Regions from separate parts of the Homo sapiens genome. Here region 1 is linked to region 2. Evidence: chromatin loops called from intact Hi-C (ENCODE). Cell type or tissue: IMR-90. All regions are shown on one strand.

What was found. Hi-C counts contacts between places; a loop is a spot of excess contacts. Peaks named below come from ENCODE experiments on the same cell type or tissue, not always from the same donor. Only the 100,000 strongest peaks of a DNase experiment are listed, where the experiment ranks them.
Region 1: it touches region 2 in a loop (2.1-fold over the local background); 3 of 110 quality-filtered maps call a loop at or near these places.

Annotation. Positions count from the first base shown.
Region 1 is chr1:162,709,234-162,717,233 of GRCh38, reverse strand. All of the region lies in intron 2 of DDR2 (discoidin domain receptor tyrosine kinase 2), which reads right to left. Among named protein-coding and RNA genes, the nearest start is that of HSD17B7, 77 kb to the left of the region's middle. RefSeq lists a silencer at 4,161-4,455. In IMR-90, no CTCF peak of the experiment used is centred here; no DNase peak of the experiment used is centred here; H3K27ac peaks cover 2,317 bases.
Region 2 is chr1:162,768,895-162,776,894 of GRCh38, reverse strand. DDR2 (discoidin domain receptor tyrosine kinase 2) reads right to left here. Exons shown (of 18, transcript NM_006182.4): 12 at 6,383-6,593; 13 at 4,648-4,871; 14 at 3,299-3,426; 15 at 1,052-1,243; 16 at 525-759. Among named protein-coding and RNA genes, the nearest start is that of HSD17B7, 18 kb to the left of the region's middle. In IMR-90, no CTCF peak of the experiment used is centred here; a DNase peak (open chromatin) is centred at 4,134.

The DNA.
Region 1 (8,000 bases), 60 kb after region 2:
TGAAACCCCGTCTCTGTTAGAAATACAAAAATTAGCGAGGCTTGGTGGTGGGTGCCTGTAATCCCAGCTACTTGGGAGGCTAAGGCATGAGAATCACTTGAACCCAGGAGGTGGAGGTTGCAGTGAGCCGAGATTGTGCCACTGCACTCCAGCCTGGGCGACAGAGTGAGACAAAAAAAAAAAAACTGTTCTAGAATACAAAGTGATTTTTAAAAAATTCCCTCTGAGTAACACTAATAATCAAGCAAGCATTGGATGCAATATTAGAAATAGTATGTGACACAATATTATAAAGAGAGAAGAAATTCCCTTAAGCTGGAGTGATTAAGGAAGGCTTCATGGAGAAATAAATATCTGATCAGGTTCTTGAAGGATGGACAAGACTTTAATAGGCAATAACAGGGATGGAGTAAATCAGAGGATGACATGAGTAAGGAGTTTTCTTTTTCAGGAAACAGAAGCTTTCTAAGACAATTTCTAAGCAGTATAATACTGACACACCCAGAGGGGTTAAAAAAAAAAAAAAGCAATGTAGTCAGATGGTTTTGACTGAAGAGGATGGATCCAAAGCAAATAAAACACGGAAGATTTAAATGGCCCCATAGTGAGGGGCTGAGGGGTATGTGATCTACAACTACAAAGGGTGATGAGCATAGTTTCATAGCAATTGATTTGGATAAGATAAAATACATGTCTCAGTGTTCCTAGCCACTTCCAGCAACGGGAACACTATTTCCATAAATAAGTCCCTAAATAAACATGCCCAGAGAAAGAAACACACAGGTGAATCCTGGAGACATTGGTCTTGGCTATAGTTGAGCACTAACTCATGACCATAATCCAGGATGTCCTTCCAGAGAGACCCGAGCTCTTTGTAAGCAGCCATCCAGTAAGTGCTGAGGCCCAGGACTGACTTGGCTCACCGCCCTCTCCTAGCAGTCTTTTGCAGGACAGTCCTAGAATTCTCTCTCTCTCCTGTGGCACCTCTCTCATGGGTTACTGGCCGTAACTTCCTCCCCTCCATAACCTTCCCCAATAATTCCTTCTGCAAAGAATGTCTCCCACACATCATTTCCTTTCTTTCCTTCACCAAAACACATGCTTAATTTAACTCTACTGGATCCTTCACAACATTGTTATAAAATTATCCATTTAATCATTAACTTCAAAATGGTTCATTCTTATATTGCCAAAGTATTACTTTACATCGTGCACAAAGTATGTGCTCAAAAATGGTTTTTAACTGAACTAAGCCAAACCTACTAAGTGTTCAAAAAATGTTGACTAATTTACTTTTTGAAACTGTTGCCGGGCTTCAAGCTGCGAATCTCCAAAAGCAATAATTATTTTTCTGTTTTGCCTAAAATTAGATGACTGTCAGCTAACAAACAGAGCACTGTAAAGCACCTAGAAGTATTATACCTATACCATGTACTTCTACTACGAATCAGAGACCATCTCTTACAATATTCACAGTAACTCAATGAGGTTTGTTTTCAACAACAAGGAAGCTAAGGAGAAAGAGGTTAAAGCTAATCAGGTTACACACCTGATAGGTGACCAAACTCATATGTGAACCTAAGGCTTGTGTTACTTCAAAATCCACATGGGTTTTTGTTGTTTTTGTTGTTCCTTCTTTTGTTTTTGCTCATCATCACACTATATCATCCTTTGATCTGGGCTCCACCTACCTCACCAGAGCTGCCCTTCTCCTCATCCTCTCCACCTCAGTCACACTGGAGCTTCTTTTCTTTTTCTTCCATTTTCTTTTGCCTAAGGACCTCCGCCAAGAAGTTTCTCTCCTCTCTTTGCCTAGTTCAAATCTCTACTAAATGGTCACTTTCTCAGCAAAATATTCTCTCATCCCCTTGATTGTTACATGCTCTAAAAACATAATGTTTCTATATAGAAATGATCATAGTTTCTCATTATATATTCATTGCTGTGATTGTTTAATTTGTATTCCCCCCCAACACACACAAGCTCCATGTTCATTTTATTCGTTGTTGTAGTCTCAACACTACCAGAGTGCCTGATAAGTATTTGCAGAATGAATTAATGATTGCCTTGAGCCATATATTCAGTGACTACATCTGGTCATTCTAAATTCCATACCCTAAAAGGAAGTATCTCTAAAGCTTATTGTGAGCAGAATCACCCTTTTCTGCACCTTCGAATGAGTCTTTCCAAGGGTTCAATATTTAAACAATGTGACATGTGAACAGAACTCAAAAGTATACATGGAAGCATGTCAAGGAGCTGCTAGGAAAGCCCTTCTCTACCCACTTATTTAGTTAGTAGTACAAACCCCTTTGACAATTTATTTAAGCCTCAAGAAATAAAACTCAAAATGCAAACACCCCTGGTCAAGCCATTGGCCTTCATTCATTCATTCAGCAACTATTTTGTAAATATCTATTAGGTGCTATTACAGGTGATAAGCACATCAGTAAAAAAGGCAAAGAAGGTTCCTGCCAACATGGAACTTATAGTACATAAGAAAACAAGTAAATGAAGAAGAATTTTAAAGAAACATATGTACAGGGAAGAAAATAAAATAGAGTAATGTAACAGAAAGGGAATGAGAGCTGTTCTAGGTAAGGTGGCCAGCAAAGGCCTCTCTGAGTATGCAATTGGTATAGAAATAGATAAGCAGAACACTGAAGAGAATGAACAACCCAGAAAAGACTCATGAATAAATGGAAATGTACTACATGAGAAGGTGGGTATTTAAACTTGGTGAAGAAGTTTCAGATGCTTTAGTAGCCTTTTCAAAAGCAAATGAAGGTATATCTACACCTCACAAAAATGAGCCCAAAATGTAAAGATGGAACCATAAGAATATTTCAAGGAAAATCTAGAAAAATTTGCTATGAGCTAAAGATAAGGAAGGCCTGCACAAATGAGACATGGAAAGCAAAATCCAGAAATGAAAAGAATAATAAAAATTTCCACCAAAATTCAAAACTTCTTTAAGACCAAAAGACATCATAAACATAACATGTAAACAACTGGCTAAGATAAATATTTGAAATTGTATAATGAAATAACTTCTAGTATTAATAATCTCTATAAATCATTTTTTAAAAGCCACTAGAAAAATGGGCCAAGTAAATAAAAAGCATTCAACAGGGGAGACAATATAATGCTGTAAACATCTAAAAGTATTCAACCTCTCAAGTAGTCACAAAGACAAACATTAAAGCAGTAGTTGAATGCCAATTTTACCTATCAGACTGGCAAAATTTTAAAGTGTGATAATATAAACTTTGGCAATAATATGGCAAATGCATACTCTCATACTCTGCTGCTGGATATATAAATTAGAAGATAATTTCAATAAAAATACATATACCATAATTTCTATATCCCATTTATTCTTATTTACCCTAAAGAAAGACTTGTGTGTGTACACAATGAGGCATGCACAAAAAAGTGCTTTGCAATATATTTTTTAACAACAAAAACTTAGAAAAATGTCTACCAGTAGGATAATGTTATTAACTATAGAATATTCCTACTGTGAAATGCTATGCAATAGTAACAATGAATGCATTAGAGCTACTCACAGTTACAACGGTTGAAGTCTATGACATGTTTTTAGGTGAACAAGAAGGTTGCAAAGTTTATGTAAAGCACACTATATATTTTTATGATAGACACACACTCATGTACATTTATATATATATAAGATCTGGAAGATTAAACACCATGCTGACAGCAGTGGTTCCCTCCAAGACAGAGTTAGGAGATGGACTGCTGTATTTGTCAGAGGAGATTGTGAATGGTGATCAAAGGGAGACTTTAGCCTTATTTGTAATGTTTTGATTTTCAACAAGGAAAATGTGTTCCTTGTTAATGTCATTTATATTAGCTTTTCTGACAAAACCAAACAAAACATTTTTCCTGGAAGCAGGCTATCAGAATCTCAAGGACACTTTCTGTGCATTTCCGAGAGTTGGAGGTGTGGGGGGAACACGTCCTATACTTCAAGAATCACTTGTTGTATTGGGAAATGTCTTAGCACATCTTGCACATGAATAGAGTGGAAGAAGAAAACAGTTGAGAATTACTGCCTGTTTCTATTTTAGAATTCCTGAACTTTATCAGTTACTTATAGATGCATTACATCATTGAGCCTCACCACAATCCTGTGGAGAGAAATTATCATCTCCTTTTGACAATAGAAAAGTACGGCCCTAAGTCACTTCACCCTCAATTGAGGCTGTTTTACCTGGTCTGGCTGGTGCTTCCCATTCATTGTGCTGAATTAGAGTTGGCTTCTTTACCTGACTTTCTCTCAAGCCTGACCATGAGTCATTGAAGGTCAAGGATCTTGCATATCTCTATCTCGAAATGAGATTAATTTTGACTTGCTTGGGTCACTAAGTTAGAAGACCACAGAGTAAGAACTGGATCCCAGTTCGCCTGACTCCAAGGTCAGTGTTTCTAGGACCACAGCCCAATATTTACCAAAGAACATCAAGGAGCATGTGGCTCAGAGAGAATATGTCCTTTGTAGTAAAGAACCCACTTCCCTCTTCACAGTCAAAATCCTCTTCCCTAGCCAAGCTGGATGGACATTCCAAATTGATTTCAAAGGAAGTCATGGCTCAGGACTTCCCAGATCTGACAAAAGACCACCAGCTCTCCATCTCAGGACTGCCCCCACTGGGATCTGGACAGGCCATGTGTCAAAGCCACCAGGAAACCAGGAAGTAAAATGGAAGATCAGGCAGACAGGAGTGTGGCAGCCACAACTAGAAATTAGCAGCTCTCCAGGAAAGAAAAAAGCAAGAGTCTGAGAGGTTAAATGTCTCACAAATTATCTCTGTACTTGGGTGAGCTTCTAAAAGCCTTTTTCTGAGACACATTCAGGGCCAAATCATGGTGAAAGGGTAAGTTATCTGAACATTCTGCCTGACACAGTTCCAGTCCATGTAGGGTTCTTATAGGCAGGGTTTGCTCCTACCTATAAGAACTTCAATGAATATGTGGCTCATGGATGAGCCAGGAATATGTGGGCATCCTAGATCAGCTCTTGGTTGTACACACATGACACCATATTTCTCTTTTCCAACTGCCTTAGCAATCAGATCATTTCCCAAAACAAGCTTCACACTAGTGCTCAGATAGGATGGTATGGGGACACAGCTAGGAACCTTGGGAGATAAGTGCTGAAATGATTTTTGACCTGCCAAGTGAGAAAGAGTGAGCAGGAAGTTAAGTTCTCCTCTTGCCTGGTTTATACCCCTGGTGATCTCAGAGCAAGCCCCAGCACTCTGGACTGGTGGAAACAGCAGCCCTTCAGTGGTTCAAAACACAAGCCCTACTGCAATGTCTTTGCTTTAGATCTAAATACACATGATAGATTATATATGTATATACGTACATGTGTGCATGTGTGTGTATAAACATATGTGCATGTGTGTGTATATATGTATGTGTGTGTATATATATATAAATATATATTCAAATGATATAGATATGAAGAGAAACACCTTTGAAATGTAGCTATAATAGTGAACTACATTTCTTTGGAAAAATACCTCCATCATTTCCACCCCAGTGATAATATGGAAAGTAAGAAGAGCAGGCAACTCCTGGATCTTTTGCTCCAACAAAATGGAAAGTTTGAGTACCTCCATTCTTCCTAAGCCCCTCAGGAGTGACCATAACTCAAATATGGTAGAACTCTTTTTTCTCCAAGTCTGATCATTGCAAAAAACAACTTTTTCTCTGAAGCAGAACTAGGGGTATATCCCACTTTAAGAAATGCCTAAAGTTACCAAACTCATAAATCATGAAATGTTTATCTACACTACAGAATAGTTCTTCGCAAAAGGATTCAATGCCGGGTAACTTTGAATAAAAAATCCCACACAGTACATTTAAAATAACATTCAGTATATAAAAATATTCCATCTACTTACCAAACTCATAAATCACTAGATGAGTAGCCATTACAAAGTAATTCATCCCTTGACAAAAGAATCCAGTGCTGGGTTCCTTTGAATAGCAAATCTTTTCAGTACATTCAAAATTGATGCAACATACCAAGATCCAGTTTATACCCAACTTTTCAGGAATACAGCTTGTGTAAAAAGCAAGACATGTCTGATTTGGTAGACAGCCATTCTCTCCACGGAGTCCATTTTTCCAGATCCAAAAGCTAGGGACTATCTGAGGTGGCCTCGACTTTGCTGAAGAATGAAAATTCAGATTTCCCCCAGGGATCTTGACACTGAGCCTGTGATCTGGACTGGAGAGGAAGTGCTGGCCCTCCAGGAAAATCATCTGTGGCCTGTAGCCCAGGCCAGGCCTCTCCACCTAAGCTCAAATGCACCTCCCCTGCAGGAAAGGTAGGACCCTGGAAAGGCTGGAGTATGAAGGGGAAAAGAGATAAAGGGACTGAGGTCAAGTTGGGGCAGGCAAATACAATGTTTGTGTGTGTGTGTGTGTGTGTGTGCATGACTGTGTGTGGCACTTGCATTTGTGTGTGTTGAAGATTAAGATTTGGTGGGGAGAAGAACACCCCCATGATTTAGGGCTATGTATTTTAATTCAGGGGCCATTCAGGGCATTTAAATCTTGTTTTTCCTCTCTGCTGAGTCATTTTCATTTCAGATTAAACAAATATGAAGAGCAGTTTTGGAGTATTTCATATTAAGCAAACAAATATGCAGAAATGAGCTTGGTTTTGGCAAGAGATGGGCCCTCAAACACATACACAGAAACAAACAGCAGAGCTGTCCCAAACATTCTCATCTCATGTTCTGTTTCTATTCCTGAGGATTTGTTGAAGTTTTCCTAACTCTCAACTTTCCTCTGGGAGTCCCAACCTCGTGATTCTCAAAATGCAGCCCCTCAGTGTGGAGCCAAAGGCCCAGAATGACCCCTTCCGTAAGTATCTGGGCACATAGGATGTGCCCCAGGTGACCTGAGGTGACCCACACTGGATGAAATAGCAAGCTCCACTTCTGCCTTTGTTATAAGACTACTTTGCTCCCCTCCATCTCAGCCTTTCCTTCTGTAAAATGAGATGCTAGAGTTTGTAGGAGAGGTGAGGGGGGAAAGTGCTAGATGGCTATCTTATTCTCTCACTCCTTTCTAAGAAGACAAGAAGATGTTGAGTCACATGACTATTATAGAAAACATCCCTCTTCCAGGGGCAGAATGGAGTCACAGAACATTGACTGCATTACTTCATTCACCTAGTTTCCTGTCTGTACTGTACACACTGGAAATGTCAAATCTAACGTCTTCATTTGATTACTGGGAGGAAGAAGGAGAGAAAATGCAAACTGAAGGCAGAGCATTTTCCAGATACAAAACAGTATTTTAGAAGTGTTATCATCCAGTATCCCTCAGTCTGCTAAGACCCTGGACAAGTTATTCAACCTTGGTGAGCCCTAGCAATCTCTAGCTTTTCATTTGGATCTTTTACTCTCACCTCTGACTTGCTGGAAACTTTTCTGCATGTGAGTATCTTTCCCAACCAGCTCCTCTCATTTTCTTTCCCACCGTACCTTCTGTCCCAGGCTCCGCAGCCCTTGGAAGCATGTGCTGGTGAGCAGAAGGTCATCTTTCCACATTACTGGGCACAAGAGGGTCAGCCTGAGGGACTGTGGTCAGAGGCTTTTGGAAGCAACCAAGGAAACATGCCAGCCCTCAAAATCATAGAACCATACGGTAAAAACCTGAAGGGACCTGAAAGCTCATCTTTCTCAATTCTCTCCAATTGGAGGTGATAAAAATAAGGCAGCCCAAAAAGCAAAGTGACCTCCCCAGGGGCAGCAGCTGCTCACAGGCAAGGCCAGGCCCCTGGTATTCCAGCCTAGCACTTGTTCTCTTATCACGCTATCCCTATTAGCCCAACTTCCTGTTTTTCCTTCCTAAAACTCTGAGCCACCCATACCTTCTTTAGGCCCTGTCTGTCTCTGATAACTGGTTTCTTTAAACCAGATTGAAGTTACTTCCCTCCACCCTCTGAGCCCCTG
Region 2 (8,000 bases):
TACCTCTAATAGAGATATTTGGGAAAAATTACTCACTTATGGTATGGAATATCAAGAATCAAATAAAAATTATAAAGCAAAGAATGATGAACTTAAAAAGAACATGTTGAAAAGTATTGAAATACAATTATAGGAATTAGTCTATGTAATTATGAGAAACATGCTTATGAAACTAATGGAGAAGAAAATATTTTGTATAGGTAACATTTCTTTAAATGATAAGGTTTTTAATATCTTAAATTAAGAACAATCACTAGGTAGAAATGATAAAGAGAAACAAAGATAATAAATCTCTTATACTTTTTAACTTCTCTCCCTAAATTTTTATGTGTGTTAATTTTTTAGCAGAAATAGGCAAGCATTAAATAATAAGAATTAGTACACAAAGAAAATAATTTCAAATCAGAGAAAATACTACAGTCTATTGAGTTTGCCTCCTGCTGTCTCAGGTTTGTCTCCACGTGTCATGCATGTGAGCCCACAAGCCAGTTGTTAGACAGGGCTTTAAAATGCTGAGAACTTACCAGCAAGATACTCTCCCAAGACATCCAGCGGATAGGGAGCACTGCCCGGCCCTGGATCCGGTAATAGTCACCACTGTACAGGTTCCTGCTCATTCCAAAGTCAGCTATCTTGATTGTGTAGTTCTTACCCACTAAACAGTTTCGTGTGGCCAGATCTCGGTGAACAAAATTAAGAGAGGAAAGGTACTTCATGCCAGAGGCAATTTGGGTAGCCATAAACTTCAGATTGGTGTAACTGAGGAAATAGACAAGAAGACAGAAGGTAGCCTATGGAAACAGGAAGATGTGAAAGGTACACATTCTAAAATGGTATCAACAAACTAGGGTTGAAAGCTCAACATTCTTTCTCTACTCTTGATGAATCCCTTGCGTTTCCCCAAAGGGCAGCTGCTCCATTATTCCCTGCACACTGACTTCCCCCACCATCCCAGAACATTGATACACTTTAAGGCTCACTGCTCCCTATTTTCAGATCCCAGGTTACTCTCATGACCACAGGGAGGAGAAGGAAGACCTGGCTTGTTTACCTGACAGTGCGTACATCGCTGGAGGAAGAATTAGGGGGCTCGTGGCGGGAAAGAAACTGATTGAGATCTCCATTCTCCATGTATTCAGTGATCATACAGAGAGGGTCATCAGTGATACACACAGCTAATAGATGGATGATGTTTGGGTCCTTGAGCCGAGACATGATCTTTATCTCCTTAAGAAAATCATTCCTTGGGAGGATACAGACATAGATAAACTCAGAAGTTGCCAGAGTCAGAATCAAGAGAGAGAAGAATGCACACCAAGGCCTATTCCTGGACATTATGCCAAATCTTGTTTCCCTTTGGATAACTTTTGAGAGGACAGAGAAATTGACACCTGGATCTGTCTCATTCTATTCCTCCTGAAATATCATGGGCCCTTATTCAATTGTAATGTTTTTGAGAACAAGATCCATGACTTATTCACATTTCTATCCCTCACATCTAACAAAATCCCTGCCACACAGAAAGTGATTAATATTTGCTGAATCAAAAATAGGCTGCTAAAAACCACTCTACAGAGTAAAATGTTTCACTGAAAATCATATCTTAAGTGCACGAGGATATTTACCTTTTTTTTTTTAAAGCCATGGAGTCACTCTATTACTAGTGAAGAAACTTTGTATGATGTGAACAACCATCTTTGGCTTATCTGATTACTCTTTATTTTCTCATACTGACTTTTCTTAATGCAGTACGAACCATCAGTCAGTTGCAACATGTATTTAGTAGCCTGTCGAAAACAGAGCTCTTTAAAGGCTGTGGTGGTAATCATGTCAAAAGAAGTATTCATTTGACCAAGACTAATAATTGTTTGAGTACATGGTGACAGACACCCTTGGGTCATAAAGTAGCAAGATTTTGTTAGTGAGGCCTCTAGCCCACATTCCCAAAACTGTTGGAGCAGATGAGTTATAAGCCCTCCAAGAGTTTGCTAGGAATCCTGGACTGGAAGTCATACTACGTCAATATAAACCACTGGAATCAATGCCGTCCTGATGCAACACCTCCCCTCTTTCATTCCCCCTTCCGTCTCAAACCAGGGGTTTCCATGGCTTGGGAGGGTTTGCAGTCATGGCCATCCATCATTGCTAAGGACACAGGTGGAGGAATGGCAAACTTCACCGATCGGAACAACGGAGAAAGGCTTTGTCATATCCTATGTCCTGTGGTTTGGTTTGGTTTTGTTTCCCCTCATGCCACTTTCTCCAATCATGTGCTAAGATTAATATAAGAAATACTTCGTCTCTCTATAAGACCCAGAGAATGTCACTTTTTATTCTTACCAGTATCTTAAAGATTGAAATTATCAGTTAAATTTCTAAAGCCTCCAGTTTCATTTCCTCACCTTTCTCTCTTCTTTATCTTACATCTTGTCCATTGCAAGACTTTTAATGAAGTCTATCACCATTCTTGGAATTTATGATAATTTGGAAAATAAGAATAATAAACTTTTTTTCACTATGAATATCAGTGAGACAAATCAAGACAACACAAATGGGAAAATGCATATGTTATCCAGGTGTGGAGATTTCTCTGGGACACATACAGCCAGCTTTCAACCAGCTTGTCTCTCTGGGTGAGGATTAACTCACCATTATTGTAATGGAAAGGCTGTCAGACAATGAAGTGTGGCTGGAAACTGCAATTTATGTAGAAAAAGATCCAAGAGATTATTAGCCAGTTTGGAAAACTGCTAGAGAACTGTGGATCCTTTTGCTTTGAGGTTCATAGATAATTTTCCAAATAGAGGTAGCTTCTCATTTTGAGGGTTGCTCAAATAGAAGAAAAGGAGCATAAAAGAGAAAAAAGGGATGAGAAAATAAATAGAAATGTGAAAAAAGGAGACTGGAAGAGGCTTAGCAAGAAAGTCATGTGTGATTCTGAAGACTTTGTCAAGAGGAGGTAATGACATGCAGGAGTATGTCTGTGTATAAAGACCAAAGAAGTACACATTTAGACAGTTGTATATGTTGGGAACAAGTACAGTGCTTGTGCACAGGGGGTTAGGAAGTAAATATGTGGCAAGTACAATGGAAAATGTACCTTTGTGTTTGAGAGAGGTGGAGAAAAAGATGAGGACTGCCGACCCCATCGGAATAAGAAAAAGGATAACAGTGGAAATGGGAGGCAGCTCACTGACCTTCCCATCTCAAAAGAAAAAATTGCTCAGAAGTATCCAGGAGTATTCCTGGTCCTAAAGATGAAATACCTAAAGGAAAATTCAAAATGTAGACCACAGACCTGGCATTCTTGTTGGCATCTGCTCGGAGCATTTTCACAGCCACCAGGACAGGCTGGTTGGCACTGACATCTAGGGCAAAATCTTTGTCTTTGAATTTTTCCATTCCCTCCACTTCACAGAGATGAACCTAGACAAAAGTCATCTAGTCTCAGCATCATCATTTCTCCTGAAGATGTCTCAGTACTCTTGCTGGGCATTTCCTGGAGATAAACTAACTCTTACAACTCAGGCAAAATGATCAAAAGACCAATAAGAAGATATGTGTAACATATCTATGATTCAAATAATTGATAAGATTTAAAACAATGGTAAAGTACCCAGCTAATGTGCCACTCTCCTGCCTTAGAAATACACATTGCTTGGAACACTAAGTGAATGAATGAATCAATAACAATATTATATTACAGCATAGCCCAATATAAAATGTCTTTTATTACAAATGCTTGAACTTCGATTCATTAGTCACTGGATCATGTAAAACGTAAGGCAATTTCCTAAAATAATCCCTTAGTATAGGGTTTAGCATTATAAGAAACTCCTGTCTATTAGTAACAGTATAACAGATGTGGGTTTTCAACCCAGGGGACAGAATGAGTACATGTCACACCATGAACAGATAACATGGGTCCCTCAACCTCTTGCAACACCAGACCTATCTAAGGAGAGAACATGAGATCCACACTGAAAACCAATAACATGTCTTAGGAAACCAAATGTTTTATTTGGAGTTTAGACGGCAGTGGTGAAGAGTTCCTATTAGAATTCAAAACATTGCTTTGAGCTCCCAGAAGGTTCATGTGACTGATGCAAGAATGAAAAGTTTAATAATGCATGCATCACTCTGAGGGCAAATGAAAAGAGTACTCCTCCTTATCTTAGTTGGTGATTCATTCCCTAGTGGCTGATTCTGGGACCAAAGGCAGGGGCGAGGTTGTTTTTGACCATTTTACATATAACTCCCATTAAAGGGGAAAAAAACAAAGTGGCTATTGAGTAGCAGAATGTTCCTGGACAGTTCATAAAAGATGATCACATCTTCTGGATCCCACCCTCCATAATCTATTGTAAACATTTTTGAAAATATTGAATGTTTTTCAAGATATCTGAAGTCTAGTGACTTGCCTGCCTTAAAAACTCCTATATAGAAATCAGAAGTCCCAGGAACTCCACAGCTATTTGACAAAGATTAGGTTGACCCAATACTGAAATCCAGAGGACAATGCAAGGAGAGACAAATGGAAGAGACATTCTGTTGTGAATCCACCTCTGGAAGGGACTCTTTGTTCTACTGATCATTTTTATCCAACCACCTTCTTCGAGCTATAAGGGAATCAAAGAATCAACTCACCTCCCCAAACTGTCCTTCTCCCAGCTTCTCTTTGAAAGTTAGGAGTTTCCTGGGGAACTCCTCCACAGCCACATCTTTTCCTGAGAGCAGGTCCATGGTGACGGCAGGCACTGAGTATGTGTTGCCTCCTGTCACTCCTTGGAGGTTCACTATGTCAGCCTCTGCATAGTGGGGCACCCCCTCAGGGCCACTGGGCTGGACTGGCTTCACAACACCGCTGCAGCCTGGGAAGACAAGGGCAACGAGCCCTCATTCCGTGGAGTGTCTTTGGAGATCTCTTCAGGAAGGAACTCTGAGAGGAGGGCTAAAACATGCCCCTGTGAAAGCCTAACCTGCTTCATGACATTCTTACTTGGAAAATGGTTTTGCTTCCTCTAGAGATTTTCTTGTGGCCTACAGAATGTAGAACATCATTTTATTTCTCATTCTTTTCCTCATAATACATGATCATTAACAAATTCTGTGGCTAAACTTGTGGAATTGTGTGGTGAAGCTATAGGAAGGCTCATGGTATATCAGGGTGGGAATATTAAAGGTTGAAGGTTTAATAACTTATTTCCTTAATTTTAAGACACTGTTATTGACTTAAAAACTGATTTTAGGTATAAAAAACTTTCAGATTAAAGACATATGATCTAGCTTAAGACATATTCTAACTTAAAAAAGCCTTAAAATATGAAGTGGGGGATGTTTTAGACTTAGGAAATAGGTAAATTACTTCCATTCACCCCAAGAAATAAATTAGTTTATATCCTTTATTCTTGCTGTCTCTGTGAAATTACTTGAATTTAGCATGCTCTTTCATGTCTTCTATCCATTGAATAATAAAATAGATGCAAGTTTCCTTTTATCCTTTGAAAAGACCCCTTCAGGCTCCTTCCTATAAAATCCTATGCTCTTGAATTTAGTCCTGTCTGCTTCTACATCCAGCTCAGGCCTAGCTCCTCTCTCCTGAACACTACAAGTTCTTTTCTACTGACTCGGGTCCCTCAGGTTGATGATCTTATAGAAAAGTTGCTCTGAGCTAAAGAGGTGACTCCAGCTTCCCTTCTGATATGACTCTGCATCATTTTTTGAAAGACATCGAAATTTGAATCAACTGACACTACTTACTGTTTTACCTGTTTTATTGTTTTATTTCAATGCTTTTATTGAGAAAAGGTGAGAAATGTTTTACTCTCATAATAAAATCTCATATTACTCTAATAAACGTTTACCAAAGAGAAATTCACAAAAAATAGATAACTCAAGTAGTTATTTATTTTAGTTATTTAAATGGCTACACCACTGGGAATTTTGGAATGTCTTTAGCTTCATTTATTTATTTATTTCTCCAGGTAAAAATCTAGTCCTGCCTTTACCCACTCATGAAATTTGGTGTTGGGTGAGTACTCTATCTGGACTTTCTCACTTTCCCGACATGTAAAATGAGGTTAGACTGGTTGGACTGTTTAGGTTCTTCTGGTGTCAACACCTAATTCACATGTTTTATTATTTTTTTCTTTCTTTTCTGGTATGTGGGTCCCTCCACACATCTTATATTCAGTAGCAAAGGAGAGTTGCTCAAATTAGGCCAGGAGCAGCGGCAGACCAAATCTAGAAAGAGAATGTGGACTTCTCAGGAGGTTAGCAGAGACTAAAAATAGATGCAATGAACTGGGAGCAGGCGTGTCATACCTACCTGATGCTTGCTGAGGTTTCTCCCTTGACACCCTGCCCACCACATCATCCTCACCTGACTCCTCCTCCCCTGGAGCAAATTCTGGGAGTTTTCGTATCAGCCTGGATGGCTCCTGGTAGTCAGGGCGAAGGGGAAAGATGCGATCGTAAGTCGAGTTGGACCCTTGTTCACTAGGTGATGAGGAGCGGTTATTGTTGAACATGCTAGAATCACTTGGCAGGGAAAGGCTGACTGTCATTTCATCATCCAGCATCCTCCGAGAAGCCTGGAAGAGAAGAGCAAGGAGAAAGGCATGTTGGCACAAAAGAGATGGTCAATGCCTCCTCTTCTTAAACTCAGCTCTCCCACTCAAATGAAATAACTCTTTACTACTGTTTAACCCCAGCAACACTGCACGTGCTAGGAATGCAGTCTGGTTCCACAAATGCCTGTGTTGTAGGAACTTAGAATAATCCTTCATTTCTTCAAGGTAGAATTTGATCTTCTAATTTCTATGATGTGCTTTCTGAAACACTTAAAAAAAAAAGATTATCTCCCTGTTGCTATAAGAACCCATCAGTAGCCAAAGATCTCAATCTTATAGAGTTTTCTATGTTTTATTAAATGATGGGTTTTCCTGGCTTACCCTTTAACTACTTGGTTTTGGAATAGACATAAATTGTTTATTAACTTAATGCATGTGCTATAACATGATGAATCAGTAGTTCTACTTGATCATTTTGATACCCTAGATTAGGATAATACCCACCACTGACCCATATTTTCACTAACCAAAAATAAAATGGCTACAACATGGGACAGGAAAGCCCTGGGTGTCCAGAGATAACAATGTGACTTACACCTAATAAGGGAGGGAGAACAACAAAGCAACTACTTCTGTGGTATCTTATCTAATATAACCTGCCTGCTCCATCAAAAGGCAAATGCCAGCATTTGCATGTATGTGACTATTTGGGTTTAAACATGTAAAATGCTCCACTCCAACAAACACAGCTTTGGTGCTCAATGGCGAAACTTAGATGTGCACTTTTCCACTAGACTGAAGGTCTTTTGTTGCAGTAATATCCCCAGTACTAAGCATGAAGCTCAGAACAAAGTAGGTACTCAATATATGTGGGTTAAATCTCTCAAAGAAGGAATGTTGAGGACACCACCAAAATTATCCTACAAATAATGCTACATACAGTCTACAGCTATGTTAAGTAATGTTCTTAGAATGTATGTGTGTACTTAATGATTTTCCACATAAAATTTTGTTCCCAGGAAGAAACACTGGGTGTCATTCCAGAGCACCTTGAGTCATCTTACTCAGGATGTACAGGGGTAGAATTTCTTGGAGGACCAAGTTAAATATTCAAGGGCAAAATGTTTGCTCTACCTTTTACCTGGAGATTCCAACATTTCTCTCTTAGCCCATGAAGATATTCCAACAGGCCTCAGAATAAAGACTCAGAGAAGTATGGTAAATTGTGGCTCAAATAAAGAGAAAAAGAGCTCATATAGCAGAGAACACAGACTTTCCCCCTTGGCTAAAATGTGGTCCTAACAGACTATTTAAGAAGGTCACATATCCTCTTCAAGCAGTTCAATGAACCTTCAGTTCACCACCACCCTCACTCTGGAATACCTCATTAAACACTAGTGTTTTCCAGCATTCTAAAGGAGGAAAAAT